Regions from separate parts of the Homo sapiens genome. Here region 2 is linked to region 1. A link is a contact called in ENCODE Hi-C or POLR2A ChIA-PET data. All regions are on one chromosome and are shown on one strand. The core of a region is the stretch at or near the end of the contact, and the rest is flanking DNA. Distances in the headings are between cores, read along the strand shown.

Region 1 (5,711 bases), core at 558-3,057:
GCAGTGCCTGGGCCCTTCCTGCCTCTCTTCCTTCTTCAGGATCCAAAGCCTTTTTAGTTCTCCCCATTCTAAACCCAAAATAATCTCCTCAGGCCCATTACTTCTCTAACCCAGTGAATGGTGTTGAAAATGCACTCTTCCATTATATCAGTGAGACCTTTGTATTTTAAGCATCTCATCAACCATTAGGGCTGGCAAGCATCCCCATGCCCTGAAACACAAGAATTTTGTGAGAAGGGATAATGGCATTTTAGGAGGCCCAATCACCTGACCCTCCATCAATCTGAATATTTTTGGCGGCCTGGGAGTAAAAAGAGACAACCTATAACATCCCTCCCCACCCCCTGCCCCAGCAGCCTTTGTCCCCTAGCCCGGGTCTCTACGGGAGGGATGAAATCTGGCCCAGCAATGCTGCAGGGGAGGGATGGTGAACCCTGGTGCCTTCCTCTACATCTTCCTCCAGGACTTCAGAATCCTTCTTCTCCCCCTTGTCCATCCCATGTCTCTCTCTGGCCCTGGACTCCCACAGCCATCCTCAATCCTAACTCAGAAACTATGTTTTTTAATTAATATTCAGCAATTTCCTTGGAATACAATCATCTGCTCTGACATGCTGAAAGGCACACTCTCTGGCCCTGATATTATCCTACCTCCAGTTTTAAATGTATGACAAATATATCCCTGCATCCTATAACTACTCTCCTCGATACTGCAGGAACGTCTGTAATGTTAAATGTTATCACGCCTAAGAAATACCCAACCTCCTGAATCGGAATAGGGAGACTAAATTCTTCACTGTTTCGTACTCCTAAATAAAGATTATTCATGCAATTTACAGTAACTACCTCACAGCGCCAGGGTGATGATTCAATGATAATTCATGCCAACTGTTTAGTACCTAGGGCCTGGTACATACAGAGTGCTCAAAATTTAGCTGTTATCATTTACATACATTATCTTTCACAATAGTACCTGAGGGTAGATATTATACCACGCCCCCCCGACCCCCGCCTCTAATTTACAGAAACAGTAGCCCCGGCTCGGAGTAAAGGAGCTTTCCCAAGGTCAGTCAAGCAAGGATGTGATGCTCGGCCTTCATCCTGCAAGTGAGGGATCCCTCCCGTTACACTCTGGACGGGCGGGGCACTGGAGGTCTTAAAGGAGACAAGTATGGAAAAGCGCCGAGCACAGTGATCAGCACACAGTGGGGACGCCGGGATGGGAAGACCGCGGTACTGCAGGTCACCTGGATTCCCCCCGAGCAGCTCCCCGAGCCCGGGAGTCCAAAGCCCACCCCGCTCCCAGCCGTGGGCGCGCCACTGAGTACCCCAGAGGCCCGCGCCCCGGGGCTTTGTAGGCAGCAGGCCGGCCCTACTCACCGAGTCCCATCGCGGCGCGCAGAGGCGGCCGCCCGGCGCCCAGCCTGCAAGGCCGGGGTCGCAGCGGCTCGGCCCGAAAACCCTCCATGCCGGCCCCCGGCCCCCTCTACGCCCGGCCCGCGCCCCCCACCCCCGCCCCCGCCCGGCTGCGGCCCGCCCGGAAGGGGAGCCTCCTACCTGCAGCGGCGGCGCGGCAGCCGCGGCGACCGGGGGAGGGGCCGGCGAGGCGCGAGGGCGGGCGGCCTGGGCTCCTCTCGCAAGCAGGGCGGCCGGGAGGGCCGCGGGCTCCCGAACGCCGGGCGGCGGCGGCGGCGGCGGCGCGCCCCCGGCCGGCCAGGCCCCGCCGCGCGCGCCGCGGCCACAAAGCCCGGACGCCGCCGCCCCCTCGCGGACCGCCCGCCGCCTGCCGGTCCGTCGGCGCCGCCGAGGAGGGCGGGAGCGCGGCCCCGCGCCAGTCCCCACTTCCCCGAGCTGCGGCCGCCGGCCTCCAGGGGACTGGGGCGGGGCGCGGGGTGCCCCCCCGCCCACCTGCCCGTCCGCACCGACCCCGCTCCTGACATCCTCGGGCTGACGTCCTCGTGCTGATTTAGTTGCCTTTTTTCCCCACCTTTGCAGAGGAGCTCCTGAAGCGGCCCGAAAAACTGTTTTATTTCTATGAACAACAAAAGAATACATTTGTCACACGGGATTTGGCGGCCATGAACACGAGTTAGTTCAGTCCAGGTCCCCCGACTGAAATAGGCCCTTTTCTTTTAGGACTCCTTGATACTTGGGACAGCGAATCCCCCTATGCTGAGTTTATCAGAACTTCTGTTAATTTGTGGAACGTGCCTCCCCCAGGAGAGCGACTGTGCTCACTGGAGCCCAGGACCTGTCTCGGACACTGTGCTGACTCATTTGGAATTAATGCGTGTGTAAATGCATGCACAACAGCTCAAACTGTCGGGACAAGCCACCCTTTGCTCCTCCCGCAAACAGAGTGGCTGGATGTTTCTTTTGCCCTGGATCCATTGGGAAGACTCCAACCCCAGAGAAAGGCAGAGAAGGCTTTTTAACTTTTTTTTTTTTTGAGGTGAAATTCGCATAACATAAACCACTTAAAAGCGAACGATTTGGTGGCATTTATTACATTCATAATGTTGAGCAACCACTTCTATCTAGTTCTGAAACATCCATACTCCATTAAGCAGTAATTCCCCAGTCCCTCCTTCCTCCAGACCCTGGCAACGACTCAGCTATTTTCTATCTCTGTGAGTTTACTTTTTTCTGGGTATTTCATATAAATGCAACCATACAATATGCGGCCTTTTGTGTCGTTTCTTTGACTTAGCCTGTATTTAAGATTCATCCATGTTGAGGCGTGGATCAGTACTTCATTCCTTTTTATGGCTGATTAATATCCCATTGTATGTGTATATTATAATTTGTTTATTCATTCATCCCTTGATAGATATTTGGGTTACTTCCACCTTTTGGCTATTGTGAATAGTGCTGCTCTGAACATGCCTGTACACATATTTGAGTACCTGTTCCCAGTTCTTTTGGATACATACCTAGGAGTGGACTTTCTGGGTCATAGGGTAATTCTATGTTTAACTTTTCCAGGAACTGCCAAAAAGTTTTCCACAGCAGCTGAATGAATCATTTTACATTCCCATCACCAATGTTTGAGGGTTCCAAGTTTCCACAACCTTGTCAACACTTGCAATTTTCCGTTTTTGTGTTTTAATTCCTTGAACATTTTTGAGACTATTGCTTGCCCTCCCAACTCCCACTATCCATAGCCCTAAAGTAAAAACTGATCTAGGTTTTCACTATGTACAAAGAATCACGCAACCCTTTCTTTCTTCCCTCAAAAAACAATCCAGGGCAGAAGCACCAATAAAAATAAAGACCCTAAACTAAGAGCTATACTGGTCCTCATTCTTTTTCTTTTCTTTTTTTTTTTTTTTTTTTGAGACAGAGTCTGCTGGAGTGCAATGGTGCAATCTTGGCTCACTGCAACCTCCGCTTCCCGGGTTCAAGCAATTCTCCTGCCTCAGCCTCCCAAGTAGCTGGGACTATAGGCATGTGCCACCACTCCTGGATAATTTTTGTAATTTTAGTAGAGACAGGATTTCGCCATGTTGGCCAGGCTGGTCTCGAACTCCTGACCTCAAGTGATCTGCCCACCTCAGTCTCCCAAAGTGCTGGGATTACAGGCATCTCATTCATTATTTTAACAATAATTTGTCTGATGTCCAGGAGGCCTTGAAATTGTCCAGAGAGCCTGGAAACTAAAATTATACCAGGGGAGTTGCTACAATGTGCTAGCAAACAAGCTATGATACCACACCGAAAGCCAAGGCTGTACATCATTTACACTTGTTTTCCACTTAGTGCCATATTATAAGTCCATGAAGATTCCCTTCTTACATGCAGATACGGTCAAGGGAAAACTATTGGGGTGTGACATTGGAAGGTCAATTCAGATTGGAAATTTGATTGATAAAGTGATACAGTGTGGAAAAAGCACTAGATAAACGTGAACTAAGTTAAGCTCCTGAATCTCAGTTTTCTCATTTCATTTTTTTTTTTTTTTTTGAGACGGAGTCTCGCTTTGTCACCCAGGCTGGAGTGCAGTGGTGGCGCAATCTCGGCTCACTGCAAGCTCCACCTCCCGGGTTCACGCCATTCTCCTGCCTCAGCCTCCCGAGTAGCTGGGACTACAGGCGCCTGCCACCACGCCTGGCTAATTTTTTTTGTATTTTTAGTAGAGACGGGGTTTCACCATGTTAGCCAGTATGGTCTCGATCTCCTGACCTCGTGATCCGCCCGCCTCTGCCTCCCAAAGTGCTGGGATTACAGGCATGAGCCACCATGCCCGGCCAGTTTTCTCATTTCTAAGATGGGAATATGATGCCTACCTGGCTGGGTAGATAAAAGCTTCTAGTCTTAACTTCAGCAAATGATCAGTGTTATTTTATTGATTTAAATAATGAAGATTGTGGCTCATGCCTGTAATCCCAGCACTTTGGGAGGCTGGAGCATGTGGATCGCTTGAGCCCAGGAGTTCAAGACCAGCCTGGGCAACGTGGCAAAACCCCATCTCTACCAAAAATACAAAAATTAGCCAGTCTCATAACCTGGTCTCAAAATAAATAAACAGATAAAATTTTAAAAATAAAAAAATTAATGCTGTAATAAATAAATAAATAATGGTGATTGACATGAGCCACATGTAGGTGTACTGCTAAGGAGACATGGGAAACTCAAATTTAGTCATGTGTCTCTCCTCAAACAAAGAGAGCAGACTATCTTAAAAACTAATGGGGCAGGGTAACTACTCAGGCCTGCAATATGGTGGCTGCCTTCCCAGCTCTCTCCTTGATCCCTGACTTAGTTCTGCATGCTACCTTGGACAACTGACTTCTTTTTCTTTTTTTTTTTTTTTTTTTTACTTTGGATCACTTACATCAAATTAAATAGGTTTCTTGAAAACACAGAGAAAACACTCAATAAATGTGAGCTATTTTATCAATAATAAAGCTATTACAGTTTCTTTGTAGAAAGTGTTAACAGAAGGGCAGCGTCTACACAGAGTCTAGGAAAAGAAAACCATAAAGAACTCATCCATGTGACTTGTCCCTTTTTCAAATGCTGGAGGGTCCCTTCAGGAGATCCATTCCTGTGATGGAGATGAGTGATGCATTGCGCTCCACAGGTTGCTGAGAATAGCTATACATATTGTATCTTTTTTGCTAGGATCCAGGCTCACCAAGCAGTCTTGATATAGTAGTTGATTTCAACGACATCTTTTTTTTTTTTCCTTTTTTATTCCTTTTAGAGACAGGGTCTTGCTCTGTCACCCAGGCCAGAGTGCAGGTTATGATCATAGCTCACTGCAGCCTCAAATTCCTGGGCTCAAGCGATCCTCCCACCTCAGCCTCCCTAGTAGCTGACACTACAGGAGCATACCACCATGCCCAACTCATTTTTTAAATTTTTATTTTTGTAGAAAGGGGGTTTTTCTTTGTTGTCCAGGCTGGTCTTGAACTTCTAAGCTTCAAGCAATCCTCCTACCTCAGGCTTTCAAAGTGCTGAAATTACAGGCATGAGCCACTGCACCCAGCCTGGTTTCAACAAAATTTTCTTTTCTTTTCTTTCTTTTTTTTTTTTTCTCGAGACGGATCTTGCTCTGTCGCCCAGGCTGGAGTGCAGTGGCATGATCTCAGCTCACTGCAACCTCCGCCTCCTGGTTTCAAGCGATTCTCCTGCCTCAGCCTCCAGAGTAGCTGGGATTATAGGCGCACGCCACCACACCCAGCTAATTTTTTGTATTTTTAGTACAGA
Region 2 (5,403 bases), core at 913-3,412, 1.1 Mb after region 1:
GGGGAGGGCCCTGGCTTGACATCTCCTTGCTGTGTCTTTACATGGCGGAGAGCAGAGAGAGGAAGCACACTCTCTCCTGTCGCTCTTTATACAGGCACTAATCCCACCACGAGGGTCCTGTCCTCATCACCTCATTACCTCCCAAAGGCCCCATCTCCAAAAACTATTACTCTGGGGATTAGGGTTTCAACATAAATTTGGGAGGAATGCAAACATTCACTACATAGCAGAAGTATACAGCCCTGGAGGCCCAGTTCATTTAGTGTAATAAGCCTGGTGCTGTGCTAGGCACTGGGGATATGGCCTGAACAAGGTCATCCAGACCCTTCCCTAAGAAGTTAGACTCCAGTGGGGAGACCGTTGGATAAACAGGCAACTCCAACACAGAGTAACAAGCATTCTGGTGGTGGAGGGACTTGCAGGCTCTGTTGGAAGGCAGGGGAGGGCACCACACCCAGATGCAGTAGTGGGCCTCTTGATTCATTTTCCAAATATACAAAAATGACTTGGGTTTGCAGAAGGAGTGAAAAAAAAAATAAAAGGTAGTTGCTGTGGGAGGGGAGATAGATCCAAGAAGGCTTCCTAGAAGAAGTGGGCAGCCTTCTGGAACTGGGGCCCTGAAGGATGGGTAGGATCCTGATGTGCAGAGACTTGGAGGAGAAGTATTGTAGCCTAAGGAAACAGCATGGTCCCTGCAAAGGCATGAAGGGGGAGATTCCCGAGTGTAATCACCCACCTTCAGACCCTGTGTAGGCACCGTATAGGATAGGGTAGGGTAGCAGGTGACACAGCTGGAAAAGCAGATGGGGGTCAAGTCGGGCCTTCCAAGGTTTGGACTTTATCTTACAGGCAGTGGGGAGCTGTTGAGAGCATTTTGAGTGGGGCAGTGACACTGCTGGCTCTGCATTTTGGAAAGGTGGTTTTCAGAGCAGTTTGGATGATGCTGGGGAGTAGCTGACAGGTTGAAGATCAGTCCTGAGGAGCAGGTCAGTGAAACATGATAAGGGCATTGGCATTCAGTCTGGGGCGTGAGCAGTGAGGCGGTCACCCAGGCTGGCTTGAGGGGCAGCACAAGCACACAAGCCCAAATCATATCCGAGGAGAAGTGCAGATCCACTTGGAGGAGCCAGGTTTGCCTTACATCCAAGAGGCAAGCTCAAGGCTAGTGATGAGCCAGAGGGCAGGGGCAGAGCAGATGAAGGGACTCCATGAGAGCGCAGGGCCAGGGTGGGACGCCAGGGCCGCTAGTGTGAGGGCTACTGCTGGAAAGGGCCGCAGGGCCCGAATTGAATGTGGGTGTGCATGAGTGCATGTATGTGTGTTGGGCGTATGTGTGGATAGTGATGCATGCATGCACATGTCCTGGGCTGGGAGGAGAGGGCACTGGGTTAAAGGGTGACAGACTAGGGGATAATGAGGGCCCCCAAAGGCTTGGAGGGGAGACACACAGGCAGGAGTAGGTCTTAACACCCACATGGGCACTCAACCCTTGGCCATCTCTGTAGCTGCAGAAAGCAGAGCAGTGAGCTTCCCAAAACAGTTTTGTTGCCTTGGTCATGCATCATACTGGAAGGCAGCGCCTGCAGCAACTCCCAGCTGTCCAGCTCAGGAGTCCCGCCACTGTGCCCCAGGCACCTACTTAGCACGTGATACCAGAGACACAGACATGAAAACCCGGTCTTAAAAACAAAAACAAAAACAAAAAACTTGAATCAAACTCCTTTCCGGCACTTTCCACTGATTTTCTAGACGTTTGTCCTCTGTGCTCAGGGCTGAGGAAACCGGCTTGCCTGCAGGCTGGTCGTTCCAGGGGGTTCCTTTGAAAACTTCCTGCGGTGTCCAGGAGCGAGCAGCCTGCTGCACACAGGACGCAATGCCTGCTGAAATCCCAGATGAAAGTGAGCGGCATCGCCGAGACAAGGCTAGATCCTTTTCAGCACAGCGATCCCTTCCTTCCTCCTTTCCTCCCACAGCTCGGCTAGAGTTTTCTGCCCAGAGGAACTCTGTGAGAGCGTTTCAGAGCCATCCGGGCCGCTTGCCCCCAATAGGGCTACGCTGGCTGGCTGACCCCCCTCCTGCTGGGGGGTACTGTACCCACGGCCCGGGGCTTCTCTATCCCTCTCCTCCCCTCCCGCTGCTGACGCACGCTTCCTATAATAAGCCTCTGTTACTTGGAGCAGGGGCGGCTCCGTAGTAAGCCGAAACCGCTACTATATTTACACCCTTTCCACATTTAGACAAAGGCTATTTTTAACAGAAGGTCTATTTGTGGGGGTTGCCCACGTCACACTGTTCACATGCATCTCACCATCCTCAGTCTGTTCTTCTGATTTCACACTTGTACCGGGCCTCTCTCCTTCTCTCTCTCCCCTTCTCTCCATCATTTTTCTTTCGTTTATTTCTTCCTTTCTCCAATGTCCTTCCTTTCTTTAATCAGATTGAGGTCTTTGGCAGGCTATTTTGCCAGAGTCCTTCAGGGGACAGCGAGGCCCTGTCCTCACGGAGCAGAGTGGGCAGTGCGGCCACGTGCTGGGCTGTGAACTGTTCTTGGCACCTACTGTGGGGACCAGCAGAGACCCCAGTCCCCAGAGGCTCCATATGGGCCTGTTCTGCCTCCAAGTTTATGTGGGCAGGATGCTGGGATCATGACAGCCTGGCCTTTTCTCCTCATGCCAGTCTAGTTTTATTGGTGGGAGAGGAGAGTGTGTGTGTGTGTGTGTGTGTGTGTGTGTGTGTGTGTGTGTGTGTGTGTGTGTTGGGGAAGGGGTGGTGAGCAAGGTCAGAGGAAAATAAGTCAATGGGGTCATCATTCATGCAGAACACTTTTTCAACTTAAATATTAATTTTATCAGATTTGTCTAAGATGACAGAGTTTTTGTTTGGGTGAAAGGAGGTTTCATATTTCCTAGATTCATAATCCACTTAGGAAAAAGGAGGGGGGATGCACGGAGTTAGCACATATTAAGTGCCTGCTGTAGTCAAGCCCTGTTGGACACCAGGGACATCTGGACCTTGACAACGGAGCGAAGGGGTGGTCCTGCCTGCACCAGGTTTCAGGTGAGGAGATTGAGGCCCACAGAGATCCGGGACTGGCCTCACTTAGCTGGTAAGTGGCTGTGCTGGGACTTAAATCTATGTGTCTGGCTACCAACTGCATGCTGGCCCCAAATCTCAGACCTCCCCCATTGTTACTTTTTCGGCTCTCTAAAAAATCAGCAATCTTCATTAACACTGTTTCTGTTATTTTCTTTCCCTCGTTCTGCTCCTCTCCTCACCCTCCCACCCCAATGAGAAGAGACCTTTCCCACCTCAGAACCCCATCTGCACTTCCTTGGTCTACTTCTTCAGTTGATGAGTCATCTGAAATACAGACATGTCAGAATCTAAAAAGGACACCAGAAAAGGCCTTGTGGGCACTAAAGGGTCCCAGAGAAACCCCATGTTGTCAAATCCCATGTTTTTCCTCCCAACAGTCAATTTGGATTATAGCTTACTGCATTTTTGAGAGAGGAGAGCTGAGATTTGAATCCACATCAGACTGTGCTGGAAACAGAATACAGAGCCCATCGTAGGATGTACTTCCCTCTGTAGCCTAGTTTCTGAAAGTGTCATTAAACATGTGGGAACCAAATGCCCCCTGAGTCCCCATATTCAAGCCTTTAAAATTGCAGATTCTGGTTCAGACATTTCCTGGAGACTCTGATAAGAGATTATTGTCTTCTTCGTGTCCTAGTGTCAGGGGTCCTGAGCCCAGGAGTCTAGCAGCTGTAACATGAGGCCAAGTCACATTCATCCCTAAAATAGAGATAATAATGTCCCTTGCCCACTCACCCACTTCACAATTTGCAGAGATGTTGCAATTAGAGAATGCATGTGAGTGTGCTGCTTTGAAAGCTGGCAAACGCGACAAGACTGCTAGTCACTAGTGCTGATGTTTTCATCCTTAGTGAGGATGTGAGAGAGGGCTCAGGAAGGCCAGGTGACATGTACAAGGTCACACAGCAAGTAAGTGGTTGAAATAAAGTCACAATAGCCCTGTGTCCCTCAGCAAGGGGCTGAAAAGAAATTACAGAGCCAGTGGGAAGGCTCGGGTGCTGAGCTTTAGCAGTGCTAGGCTGAGCTCAGCCCAGAAATGGGGACACTGATTTGGGACGAATCCCATCGCTCTCCCCAGCTGACCCTCCCTGCATCTTGGTCCCAGTGGCTTCTCAGGCTTCTCTGCAGCATGGGTGTTCCTGCCTTGGCCAGAGCCGAAATCCCAGAGCAGTGAAAGAGGAGCCAGTGTCATGGGGCTTCTGGTTTCAGGACACACTGGAAAGGTGAGAAGGAAGCTTGTCTTCCCATGGATCTGGGCCAGGCCTGGGTGGCGGGGCCTCCCCGCCAGGAGCTGGGACGTTCCCCAGGTGCCCGGGCATCCCCAGGTCAGGAGGGCCGCCAGCAGTTTTTCAAAGCATTAGCTTGGTCAAAAAATAAATCATTAGGCACTTTGCGGAGACCAGATGCTTTGTCAGTGCAGGCAAAACCTGACCCAGAATCTGCAGCCTGGGAAGGCCTTATGCTCACCTGGCTTAGGGGCCAGTTTGGGGAAAAGAGGCCCCTGCTCTTTGTACCTGCTTCTTGGAGGACTTGATGAGAAGACCTACACACCTTGACCTCCATGACTTTGACCTTCACACCTTGGCCACGCCCTTCTCACCACTACTACCCATCAGCCACCAGCCACCAGCCACCACTCCACCTCTCTACCCCCAACCCTCATCAGACTGTCACCTACTTTCAAGGTTCAGATATTGCTCCCTATGTGAAATCTTGTCTGGCCCTCTTTCTCCCAGTCAGGAATAATTCACCCCTCCTCTCTTCTCTGTGTCCTTAGTGTTCTCTGTGAACGTGGTAGCCGTCTCAGACCAGTCTGTGCTGGAGTTATCCTGGCACCCAGCCTACAATCAGAGGAAATATGCGGTTCATCCATGGAATTTGAGTCAGGCCTAGTTTTCACCTCTTCTGAGGGTGGAGCAGGGCCTCTGGGCTGGAGGGATACAGACAGTGTAGAAGATGCTACGGTGTCCCACCAGCTCCCCTTTTAAGGACCAATGCACACCCCCTGCCCCCAGCTGCTAAATGTCACCTGTTTGCCTGCTAATGACTCAATGATGCCCCCCTTCTCCAGAGAATGGCTCTCAGAAGACAGAAGCTGCATCTCCACGAGATTACAACTTTCTCCCCATACCTGCTCCCCAATCACTGCCACCACAGGCAATGACTAAGTGACACAGAAATGCAAAAGGGCAGTTCCCTCCCCTCAGGAAGGGACACCTCTGCGGTATGCTTTAGGCTCCAGAGAGTCAGTCCACTTCTACCCCCTCTCCAAGGATCAGGCCAAGGCTGGCTTTCCCTGAGATCACA

Evidence for each region. A loop is a pair of places that touch in the nucleus more often than their neighbours do. ChIA-PET counts read pairs that join two places held with the same protein, here RNA polymerase II (POLR2A). Pooled maps may share reads with other maps.
Region 2: a map of gastrocnemius medialis shows a loop between it and region 1 (2.9-fold over the local background). The contact joins the enhancer-like site here to the promoter of MSANTD3 in region 1. A Hi-C loop is called at or near these places in 1 of 168 maps with a recorded cell type or tissue (gastrocnemius medialis) and 2 of 50 pooled maps. POLR2A ChIA-PET finds 5 or more read pairs at or near these places in 1 of 52 experiments (IMR-90).

Annotation. Positions count from the first base shown.
Region 1 is chr9:100,423,239-100,428,949 of GRCh38, reverse strand. It overlaps MSANTD3 (Myb/SANT DNA binding domain containing 3), which reads right to left and starts at 1,807. Exons shown (of 3, transcript NM_080655.3): 1 at 1,557-1,807. RefSeq lists silencers at 1,311-1,430, 1,471-1,700, 1,741-1,970.
Region 2 is chr9:99,365,315-99,370,717 of GRCh38, reverse strand. NAMA (non-protein coding RNA, associated with MAP kinase pathway and growth arrest) reads left to right here. Exons shown (of 6, transcript NR_102271.1): 4 at 2,910-3,057; 5 at 4,175-4,319. All of the region lies in intron 2 of LOC124902232 (a long non-coding RNA gene), which reads right to left. Among named protein-coding and RNA genes, the nearest start is that of NAMA, 7.2 kb to the left of the region's middle. RefSeq lists enhancers at 1,048-1,629, 2,116-2,165. Within about 2 kb of position 2,162, at least 15 of the 41 ENCODE cell types and tissues checked have a DNase peak (open chromatin) inside an H3K27ac peak, as active enhancers do; they include gastrocnemius medialis, where a contact is called at or near this core.